Regions from separate parts of the Homo sapiens genome. Here region 1 is linked to region 2. The links are chromatin loops, found by intact Hi-C in ENCODE. Cell type or tissue: GM12878. All regions are shown on one strand. Each heading gives the region's core, and the rest is flanking DNA. Links, peaks and the distances in the headings are about the cores only.

Evidence for each region. Peaks named below come from ENCODE experiments on the same cell type or tissue, not always from the same donor. Only the 100,000 strongest peaks of a DNase experiment are listed, where the experiment ranks them.
Region 1: it touches region 2 in a loop (6-fold over the local background); 4 of 110 quality-filtered maps call a loop at or near these places.

What each region holds. Positions count from the first base shown.
Region 1 is chr1:180,978,738-180,984,251 of GRCh38, reverse strand. The region is part of intron 7 of STX6 (syntaxin 6); the gene reads left to right. Among named protein-coding and RNA genes, the nearest start is that of KIAA1614-AS1, 27 kb to the right of the region's middle. RefSeq lists a silencer at 2,485-2,564. In GM12878, for the core only: a CTCF peak has its summit at 2,399; a DNase peak (open chromatin) is centred at 2,451; H3K4me3 peaks cover 490 bases; H3K27ac peaks cover 1,131 bases.
Region 2 is chr1:180,879,355-180,884,868 of GRCh38, reverse strand. XPR1 (xenotropic and polytropic retrovirus receptor 1) reads right to left here. Exons shown (of 15, transcript NM_004736.4): 14 at 4,572-4,793; 15 at 1-863. The coding sequence ends at 803. Among named protein-coding and RNA genes, the nearest start is that of LINC02816, 24 kb to the left of the region's middle. In GM12878, for the core only: a CTCF peak has its summit at 2,761 (motif pointing left); a DNase peak (open chromatin) is centred at 2,668.

The DNA.
Region 1 (5,514 bases), core at 401-5,400, 99 kb before region 2:
ATGGCACATTTTTTTTTTTTGTGATGCCTTAGAATCAGAGAATGGAAGACTTGTATGTGCAGTCTTTATCTTCTCCTTGTAGCTTTAACTTGGGAAAAGTTAAGGCTTTGTGATCCCCCACCGTGTTTGGTTTTTTTCCCAGTAGAGTCACTTTCGTTGTGTTTTTTTTTTTTTTTTTTTTTTTTTTTGAGATGGAGCCTCACTCTGTTGCCCAGGCTGGAGTGCAGTGGCGTAATCTCGGCTCACTGCAAGCTCTACCTCCCAGGTTCACGCCATTCTCCTGCCTCAGCCTCCCAAGTAGCTGGGACTACAGGCGCCCGCCACCATGCCCAGCTAATTTTTTGTATTTTTAGTAGAGATGGAGTTTCACCGTGTTAGCCAGGATGGTCTCGATCTCCTGACCTCGTGATCTGCCCGCCTCGGCCTCCCAAAGTGCTGGGATTACAGGCGTGAGCCACCGCGCCCAGCCCAGTAGAATAACTTTCTTTGCAGTTACAAAATCCTTCTTTATTTTACTGGTTTTTTAAGATTTCCTTGCCAAAATAGGGAACTTATGTAAAACAACAGTTAAGCCAGTTACTGTTTCTCCTGAACATTCTTTCATTGATAGAAAAATACCTACTACTTCAGAATAAGATGGCATGTGTGGATCTATTTTAAATTGTTATGTTTAAATCAATACTGAAATATTTCAGCAAATTTGCACCAGGATGAGGATGAATAAACAATTTTCATAATAGTTACTGTATAAGATATGTTCCAGTGACTCTTTACATGGGAAATAATATATTTTAAATTTTAAAAAATCCAGTATCTCTTCTTTATCTGGTGGGGGTTGCTTGGTGGAAGGAGAAACTGAGATGCTCCTTGAGGTAATCTGAATGTTCCCTGACTGTAGAGCACCTCCCTTGTGTTAGAACATGCCCTGTTTCTTGACACCTTTTCTTCTGTTGGTTTCCTACTGTCAGGTACATGTTATAAGGTCTAATAGGTTAGCTTTTTGAAGCAATATTTAAATACATATGCAGGTTTACTTTTCAGAAGTTTAACTCATAGGTTACATAACAGTTCTCTGGGGCTCAGTTTCTTATCTGTAAAAATATGTTGAGTCCTACCTCTCCAGGTAATTGTGAGGATTAAATGAAATACCAGTAAAGTAGAAGTGCTTAACTGCGTTTACCATTTATTTATTGGTACTTAGTAAATGTTTTTAAGAAATTGTAAGGCAACAAAAATTGTAATGGCCCCAAGGCGCAATGGACCTATTACATCCAAAACAAAGAGAAGCTCCTATCTAGAGTCATTTTCTTCTTTCTCTTTAGGGACAAGTATCTTTGTTTCTAGCGGGCTCTTCATTGCCTGAAACTGTGCATATATGGGAAGCAGGCACCAGCTTAGTTCATCTGTCACACATTTAGAGAAAGGTTTGCAAAGTCTTTTCTGATTCCCTCTGTTCTCTCTTCTGCCTTCTCCCCTCTACTTAAAAACAAAACAATAAACAAAAAAAAGGTGTTTTAATGAAGAATTGTATAACCAGTTTAAACTCCAGGCCTCTCACTCATGTATGTAGTAGTTGCAAAGTCAAGTAGCTACTTCAGCACCAGTTCTGTTTGGGGAAGAGCAAGTGAACAAAGATGCACTGTCTTTGTTTCCCAGCATTCTGGGTATGAATAATTTAGAAAAGTACTTGCATTGTGAGAAGCGACCCAGTGTGTATAAATAGCACTGAAGTTTGCTTATGCTTTATTCTACTTTTTCCCAAAAGAAAAATTGGGGAAGCAATGTAATAACTTTGGTTATATTTGTATAGGAAAAAGAGCCAGGAAACAGAGCATTTATCCTGAACGGTGCTTCACTTTTGACAGGTTGCTTGTGTTTTCATTTTAATCTTTGCTTGCTACCCAAAGAAATACTCCCTAAGGACCTCTTCCTGCTTGGTGCTTTCTGCTTCAATTTGACAAACAAGCAATTTGTATTCGTCTCTGCTCTCCTCCATAATTTTTGCAGAAGTTCACTGCTTTAGTAATCAAACCTGTACATAAAGGAAGCCTATGGAGGCACAGCGAAGTGTGATTAAGTAGTTACAGGCACACAGGCGGACCATCTCCGCTCCCCGTGGCTGTCTGCTTCATGGGGAGAAACCAACCAAGACTCCACATTTACTTTTTTGAATGACCCAAGAGAGACACTAATTGTATTCTCCTACCCACAGAAGTATTTTATTTTAAGTAGATACTGAGATTTTTTTCCCTCTTACTTTCCAACATTCCATTAATCTTTTCTCTTTAGGGGAGAAAAATATTTTGAGAGAGAGAAAAAACTACCATTGGAGTTCTTTTGTTCCGCTCTGACTTTTTGAGGCAGGTCCTGAGCTTGCAATGCTGCTTAAAACTTTCCACTTGAGGTCACAAGAGCCCCTGTGGTTAGTACCCGTTCCTTCTATGCATGAAGCCTCTGCGGGAAGTGCTGAGAAGTCTGCTGGGGTAACAGCTCCCTGGGGTTACCTAGTTCATGCTTCGTAGAGGCAGCTTAGCCACTTCAGAGGAAAACGGCTTTAAAAGAACATCCTCGGGTTGTGCTGGCTTGTGTGGTATATGCTTCTCCTTGGTGAAAATTCCTACTTAATACAGTTGTGGAAGAGAAGGTGATTGGAGGGTGGTAGGAGGCATGAGTAGAGGCTGATGGAAAGCCAAAAAATGGAAATCTGGTTCAGTGTTGGAAATCTGGTGCTGAGAATAGCGAGATGCCTGAGGGAAGGGGGTAAACATAGGAGTGTGTGAGGTTGAGGGCGGGGTTGGAGAAGGAATACTTTCTCCGTTTTTGTCCTGAAAGAATCGCAACTAATCATTTTAGCAAAGTGGTTTTAAATTATTGTAAGCATTTTAATCTTTTTAAAAAATTAATAAACTATTTTTAGAACAGTTTTAGGTTCCTAGCAAAATTGAGCAGGAAGTACAGAGAGTTCCCATATAGCCCCCTTCCCCCATGCATAACTTCCCTGACTATTGACATCAAGCATCACGGTGGTACGTTTGTTACAATCAGCCTACGCTAACACATCATTAATCATCCGCAAAGACCGTTGTTTACCTTAGGATTCACTCTTGGTATTGTACATTCTCTGGGTTTGAACAAATGTATAAATGACATGTATCCATCATTGTAGCATCACACAGAGCTGTTTCACTGCCCTAAAAAATCCTGTGTTCCACCTGTTTATCCCTCCCTTCCCCCAACCCCCAAACTACTGATCCTTTGACTGTCTCCATAGTTTTGCTTTTCCAGCTTGCATATGGTTGGAATCATATATCACAGATCCTTTTCAGATTGGCTTCTCTCACTTAGCAGTGTGCATCTAAGTTTCCACTGTGCTTTTTCATGGCTTGATAGCTTATTTCTGTTTTAACACTGAATAATATTCTATTGTCTGGATGTACCACAATTTATCCATTTACCTACTGAAGGACGCCTTGGTTGCTTCCAAGTTTTGGCAATGATGAATAAAGCTGTTATAAACACCCATGTGCAAATTAGCCAGGCGTGGTGGCGTGCGCCTATAACCCCAGCTACTTGGGAGGCTGAGGCAGGAGAATCGCTTGAACCCAGGAGGCAGAGGTTGCAGTGAGCCGAGATCACACCACTGCACTCTAGCCTGGGTGACAGAGGGAGACTCTGTCTCAAAAAAAAAAAAAAAAAAAAAAAAAAAGTGCAGGTTTTTATATGGACATAAGTTTTTAAGTTCATTTGGATAAGTAACAAGGTATGTGGTTGCTGAATGGTTATGGTAAGAGTATGTTTGGGTTTTGTAAGAAACTGCCAACCTGTCTACCAAAGTGGCTGTACCAGTTTGAATTCCCACTAGGAGTTAATATTGCTCCACATCCTTGCTAGCATATGGTGTTGTCACTGTTTGGGGTTTTGACCATTCTAATAGGTGTGTATTGTTTCTTGTTTTAATTTGCCTTTCCCCAGTGACATCTAATGTTGAACATCTTTTCGTATGCTTCCCTGGCAGCTCTTTCATGGTGTTTTTTTTTTTTTTTTTGAGACAGAGTCTGACTCTGTCACCTATGCTAGAGTGCAGAGGTGCGATCTCAGCTCACTGCAACTTTTGCCTTCCAGGCTCAAGTGGTTCTTGTGCTTCAGCCTTTCAAGTAGCTGGGATTACAGGCCTGCGCCACCACGCCCAGCTAATTTTTGTATTTTTAGTAGAGACAGGGTTTCACCATGTTGGCCAGGCTGGTCTTGAACTCCTAACCTCAAGTGATCTGCCTGCCATGGCTTCTCAAAGTGCTGAGATTACAGGTGTGAGCCACCTTGCCCAGCCCCATCTCTTTTTTGATGAGGTGTCTGTTCAGGTCTTTTGCCCATTTTTAAAATCAAGCTGTTAGTTTTCATACTGGTGAGTTTTAAAAATTCTTTGTATAATACATTCTGGACAACAGTCCTTTATCAGATGAATCTTTTGCAAATATTCTACCCCAATCTGTGGCTTGTCTTCTCATTCTTTTGACAGTGACTTCACAGAGCATAAGTTTTTAATTTTAATGACATCCCAATTTCAATTATTTATTTCATGGATATATAGTGTCTTTGGTGTTGCATCTAAAAAGTCATTGCCATACCCAAGGTCATCTAGGTTTTCTCCTGTGTTTTCTTCCAGGAGTTTGATAATTTTGCATTTTACATTTAGGTCTGTGGATACATTTTGAGTTAATTTTTGTTAAGGTGTAAAGTCTGCCTCCAACTTCATTTTTTTGGCATGGATGTCCAGTTGTTTCAGCACCATTTGTTGAAAAGACTCTCTTTGCTCTGTTGTATTGCACTTGCTCCTTTGTGAAAGATCAGTTGACTGTATTTATGTCAGCCTATTTCTGGACTGTCTGTTCCATTGATCTGCTTGTCTATTTTCCTAATACTACATTATCTTGATTGATGTTATGGTAAGTCTTATAGTTGTTCCACATTTCTGGAATATTCTGTGCCAGGTTTTTTTTCAGTCTTTTTTTCTTTTTTCAGGTTTCTGTTGACAAATTGTGAAGCTCAGAGATCCTTTCCTTAGCTGTGTTTAGCCTACTAATGAGCCCATTAGGGGCATTCTTCATTTGTGTAGTCTTTTTGATCTCTATTTTTTTCATTCTAGAATTTCCATGTCTCTGCCTACATTATCCATGTGTTCTTGCATGTTGTTTACTTTTTCCATTAAAGCCTGTAGCATATTAATCATAGTTTTAAAAATTCCTCTTCTGATAATTCCAACATTCCTGCTGTATCTGACTCTGGTTCTGATGCATATGCAGTTTCTTCCTACTGTTGCTTTTTCCTTTAGTGTGCCTTTTACCTTTTTGTTGAAAAGTGGACATGATATACTGGGTAAAAGGAACTGTGGTAAATAGACCTTTACCATAGATGGGGTGGTGAGGCCGGGGGGTGGCATTTTCTAGTCCTGTGATTAGGTCTTAGCCTCTGGTGAGCCTGTGCCCCTGGCCCGTGAACTTCACTAGTGCTTCCCAG
Region 2 (5,514 bases), core at 278-5,277:
TTAAAATAAAAACAAAGAAAAGAAAAGGTCAAACTGGTGCAAGTTGTCTCCTGAAAGAGGTATGTGGGACTGACCCTCATAAATGTCATCCAACGTAAGTTTCCCCTGCCTTCTTTTACTGTTATCACCTTCATTGCACAGGAGTTATATCATTCTGTATGGTTAAGTTTCATAAATAATGAGAAAACTATGTGTAACAAATACATCATATTTCCCACCCACCCAGCAACCCTTCCCAAAATAAGAAAAGTTACATCAAATTAAAAAGTAGCTTCATGAATGAAGGTACTGCTTTAAGTTGCACTTTTCCTGCAAGTGCGGCCAGTGCCTTTGCGCTGGGTATGAAGGAAAGAAAAAAATTCTCCACATAAACTGACAAAAAATTTAAAAACCAATGTCCGGTTTCAACCAGTCAAAACCGGGCTGAGCGGAAGCCGAGATATCTCAGTACCGTCCCATCAGAGGGTCCTTGCAATGCCTGTTCTTCATCCTGATAGGTATCTATGTCCTTGTGATTGTAAACAATCCATAAGATACTATGTTTTGTTTCTTAAAACATCCTCTGATTGGCAAATGAAGTAAATATTTGTTTTGAAAATAGAAAATTAAAATTAAACCAGAAGAAAAGAAAAGAAACACAGTGAGCTTGTTTGGAGTCCATAGGATCCGATCCGGAAGAGCTCGGAAAATGTGTTATGTGTTTTCTCCTGTTTTCGGCTGGAAAGGTACTAGAGGTTGCGTTGGTCGAGGAAAGGATTGTAGAGTAGGAAAACCAAAGATGTTAAGCTAGACTTCAGAAAATTCAAGTGTTAGCTTCATCATCTGTGTCTTCTATCAATACCTTAGTGTCACGAGCCTTGGATCTAGTGGTAACAAGGGGGACAAAAAGCACTTAGTCCATTACCCAAATATAAACACTTTCACAGTATTAGACACATTTCCAGTCTTACCATCATTAAACATACATCCTAAACAGGGACTATCTGCTGTACCAGACGGATTATTCTAGAGTTTCCTATTCAATTTCAGATACTATTGGAAAAACACTAAGAAACTAGATCACAACCAGAGGAAGGTAACAAGAACAATGGCAGGGTATGTGCAACGCAGAAGGTAGTGATCTGGGTTTGAGTACTGACTTTGATTTTTTTTTTTTTTTTTGAGACAGAGTCTCGCTCTGTCGCCAGGCTGGAGTGCAGTGGCATAATCTCAGCTCACTGCAACCTCCGTTTCCCAGGCTCAAGCAATTCTCCTGCCTCAGCCTCCTGAGTAGCTGGGATTACAGGCATGTGCCACCACGCTTGGCGAAGTTTTGTATTTTTAGTAGAGATGGGCTTTCACCATGTTGGCCAGGCTGGTCTCAAACTCCTGACCTCAGGTAATCTGCCCGCCTTGGCCTCCCAAAGTGTTAGGTTTACAGGTGTGAGTCACTGCACCTGGCCACCTGACTTTGATTTTATGATGCATCTATTTAACCCTTTGAGTGCCCGTTTCCATCTCTGTAAGGCAGGAATGGTAACACCGATTTCACTGAATACCACTTTCACCTCATGGAGACAGTATGCATATCAAGTGAGAACATGGATGAAAAAAGCATTAAACAAACTTAAGAAACTGGCTGGTTCCTGTAATCCCAGCTCCTTGGGAGGCTGACATAAGAGGATCGCCTTAGCCCGGCAGTTTGAGACCAGTCTGAGCATCACAGTGAGACCCTGTCTTAAAAAAAAAAAAAAAAAAAAAAAGCCAGGTATGATAGTGCAAACCTGTAGCCCCAGCTACTCAGGAAGCTGAGGAAGGAGGATCATTTCAGCCCAGGAGTTCAAGGCTGCAGTAAGGTATGATCACACCACTGCACTCCAGCCTAGGTGACAGACTGAGACCATGTCTCCAAAAAAAAACAACCAACCCCCAAAAAACAAATATAAGAAATTGTGATAAGGATGATGAGGATAAGATAAAACACCACTTGAGGCATACATGAGAAACCAAAAGAGTTAGCCAGCAGAAGAGAAGACCTAAGGAGAGGCATAACAGTTATTTCTCTTCAAAGAGTTGACAACATACAATGCAGAAGAGGGAGGAGACTCATTATAAGTTATGTGAGAGAGCCCAAATAGGATCAAATTGTTAAAGTTATAGTGAAATTACAGTGAAGCACATTTCAGCCCAACATAAACCATTTACCACTATAAATACCAACAATAAAATCAGGTGGCTGAGTGTGGTGGCTCTTGCCTGTAATCCCAGCACTTTGGGAGGCCAAGGAGGGAAGACTTCTTCAGGCTAGGAGTTTGAGACTAGCCTGGGCAACATAGTAAGACCCTGTCTCTATAAAAAATAAAAAATTAGCTGGGCAGAGGGGTGCAGGCGTGTAGTGCCAACTACTTGGGAGGCTGAGGTGGGAGGAGTGCTTGAACCCAGGAGGTTGAAGCTGCAGTGAGTCATGATCGTGCTGCTGCATTGAGCCAACCTGGGCAACGGAGCGAGATACTGTTTCAAAAAAACAAACAAACAAAAAAACCACACACATTAAGGATATGCTAAAGGTTGCATGAGTGATAAAGTCAGTACTGAAACTCAGATCTTATTTTGGATTCCCTGCTCTCTCCGCTGTACACCAACTGTTCCATTCCTAATGTCTTACTCTTGGTGCAATCTGGTTTCCCAGAGTTTCTCCGTTAAACACCTGAAATGGAACAGAATAATCTATTGCCAAAGAGCCCCTTCTTTAAGCAGAAATAGTATATGTTTAGATTGCCCTCTGCTGGTAACTAACAAGGATAATTAGACTTCAAAATCAGGAGCTCAATGAGGTCACCAATCACACTTAGCATTTTCTTCCAGCCCTTTGTGGCACTTATCTCACTGACCCACTCAGTGCTCCCCTGCCCCAGCTTCTTCAAACTCTGCTTCCTTGGGATCACAGCACCAACCATGCTTTGTTTTGATGCTCTTCCTATTACCTCCCTGACTATTCCTACCTCTTTTGTTTATTTTCTTTTTTTCTCTTGTCTGTGTTTGTTCCCTGGCTACTATGGTTGAGCCAGGGATTAAGACTCAGTTCCCTGCTCTCTGCTTTTCTCTGCCTTCTTCAGAGAACTTCCAAATCTCTATTTAAAGTTCAGCAGGTTCTACTCTACTCCTCTATATCCAATGAGTTACTGATACTACCTCCTGTTTCTTACTTCCTTCAAAACATCTCCTTATGTTCCTTCTGGTCCAACAGTAAGCATCCTGATCTGAATTTTCACTGCCCCATACATTGAAGTACTGCATAGCTTTTCATCTGGCTTTCTGGCCTTCAGTTTTTCCCTTGCCTAATATATCTTACACAGTGCTATTAAAACTTCCTAGGATACTACTTTCACAATGTCATTCTTCTACAGAAAAATTCTCTGTGACTCGTGGCTGGGTGCGGTGGCTCATGCCTGTAATGCCAGCACTTTGGGAGGCCAATGCGGGCGGATCACGAGGTCAGGAGATCGAGACCATCCTGGCTAACATGGTGAAACCCCATCTCTACCAAAAACACAAAAAATTAGCTGCGTGTGGTAGCGGACGCCTGTAGTCCCAGCTACTCGGGAGGCTGAGGCAGGAGAATGGCGTGAACCCAGGAGGTGCAGCTTGCAGTGAGTGGAGATTGCACCACTGCACTCCAGCCTGGGCAACAGAGCGAGACTCCATCTCAAAAAAAAAAAATTATCTGTGACTCATTCCTGCCTACAAGATCAAGTTTGCATTTTCAGCCTTTTACAATCATACTTCATCTATTCAGCAAAATTATTCTTACTATAATTCTAGTCACATGGTTTTTCTTTCTGCACTTCATTTCTACCTTTATGTTCTTTACTGTGTCTCTAGTCTATTCACTCCCTTATCCTTTAGAAAACCGTTCATCCTCAACCTAAGCCTCCTTCATTCCAATCTACTGTGCTATCTATTGTCTCTAAATTTCATATGCAGTCACCATATACTGTACATTTATGGTAACTTTTAGCAACATACGTAGTCAATGACTGATAAAAATATTGTTGTAGGTATTTAATAAGAAGATAAAAATAGTAATAGTTTATTCTTAGTAGGCTCTTTCTGTGAGGGAACTGGTCCAAGTTCTATGTAATAATGAATATAATCCACTTAACCTCCCTATAAGCAAGAACCATATTAATTTCAATTTACAGATGGGGGCAGAAAACAGAAATTAAGTCATTTGGTCAAGGCATAGATGGCAGGATTCCTAAAGTTTATAACATAAAAATTATTTGCATACACAACACACAGAAGAGTCAAGTATTAATAAATCACTCTCCAACAACCTTTTCCTCCAGACAGTGGATCTTTAGTGCCAAATTACTAGGTTATGCACTGATGACATTTACTCTATGTGCTCATTTAGACAGTCATAGGTTGTATCATATGGAATTGCTGCTTATTACTGTTTTTTTGTAGGTGAAAAATGGCTGAGTATTGGCAATTTCATTTGGTTCAACCTGATAGCTTTTTAGCTTACATGCTACCCAATGCTAAAACTCAAAGGAAATATGCCTCACAGAAGTAGAAGCCATACATACTGAGAAGCGAGGCGAGGCCGGCGCAGGGATATGCTCTGGTTGTACTTCCATGACCGATTCTTCTGGCGGTTTCGTACCCCATCATCCTGGTCCATCATCTGTTCTAGGAGAGTCTGATCATCTGCGTTCAGGGGGGCCACAGAGATGTCCCGCACAGCACGGAATTCACCACAGTTATTCAGATGTTCATTCTCCAGGCGGAAGAAGTTCCACACAAATCGCCTTAGCAAAATGGGGTAGATCAAAGTACTTATGAAATTGTAACATACTTCTGCTACCTGTAAACCTCCCAGTGTATCAAGTTTCCACTCATGGAAACAAAAACAAAGAATTAAGGGCTTGAATATTAAAATAGGGAAAGATGGTGTTGCGGGGAGGTGGTGGTGGGGGGGTAAGGGAAACAAGACTAGACTATGAAAAAGGGAGGGACTTATGCAATGCAGTTTTAGAGTGCTCATTCTTTCAACTTATTTGACAAATATTTACTGAATGTCTGCCATAAGGCAGTAAAGGCACAGAATGACTCAAAGCCTTTTTGCCCTTATGGGGTGTAATTTCTAGTGGTGGAGACAGACAATGAGCAAGTAAACAATCAATCGGCTAATGATAACTACTGTGAAGAAAATAAAGCAGGACAAGGGAATAGAGTATGCCATCATTAAGACTGGTTAGGGAAAGCTTCTTTGAAGACATGGCAGCTATTGAAAACCTGACTGATACAAAGAAGCAAGTCATGTAAAAATCCTGGAGGAAAGCATCCCAGGCAGAGGAAAATGGCAAGTATAAAAAGGCAAGTTGGAAACAACAGCAAGGTCAGTGGGGGCTAAGAATAAGTGAGGTTAAAATAGCAGGAGATAATGATGGAGGGGTGGAAGAGGGCCCACCCACAGAGGGCCTTATAACCCATAGTTTAAATTTTAGGTCTAATGGAGAACAATGAGAG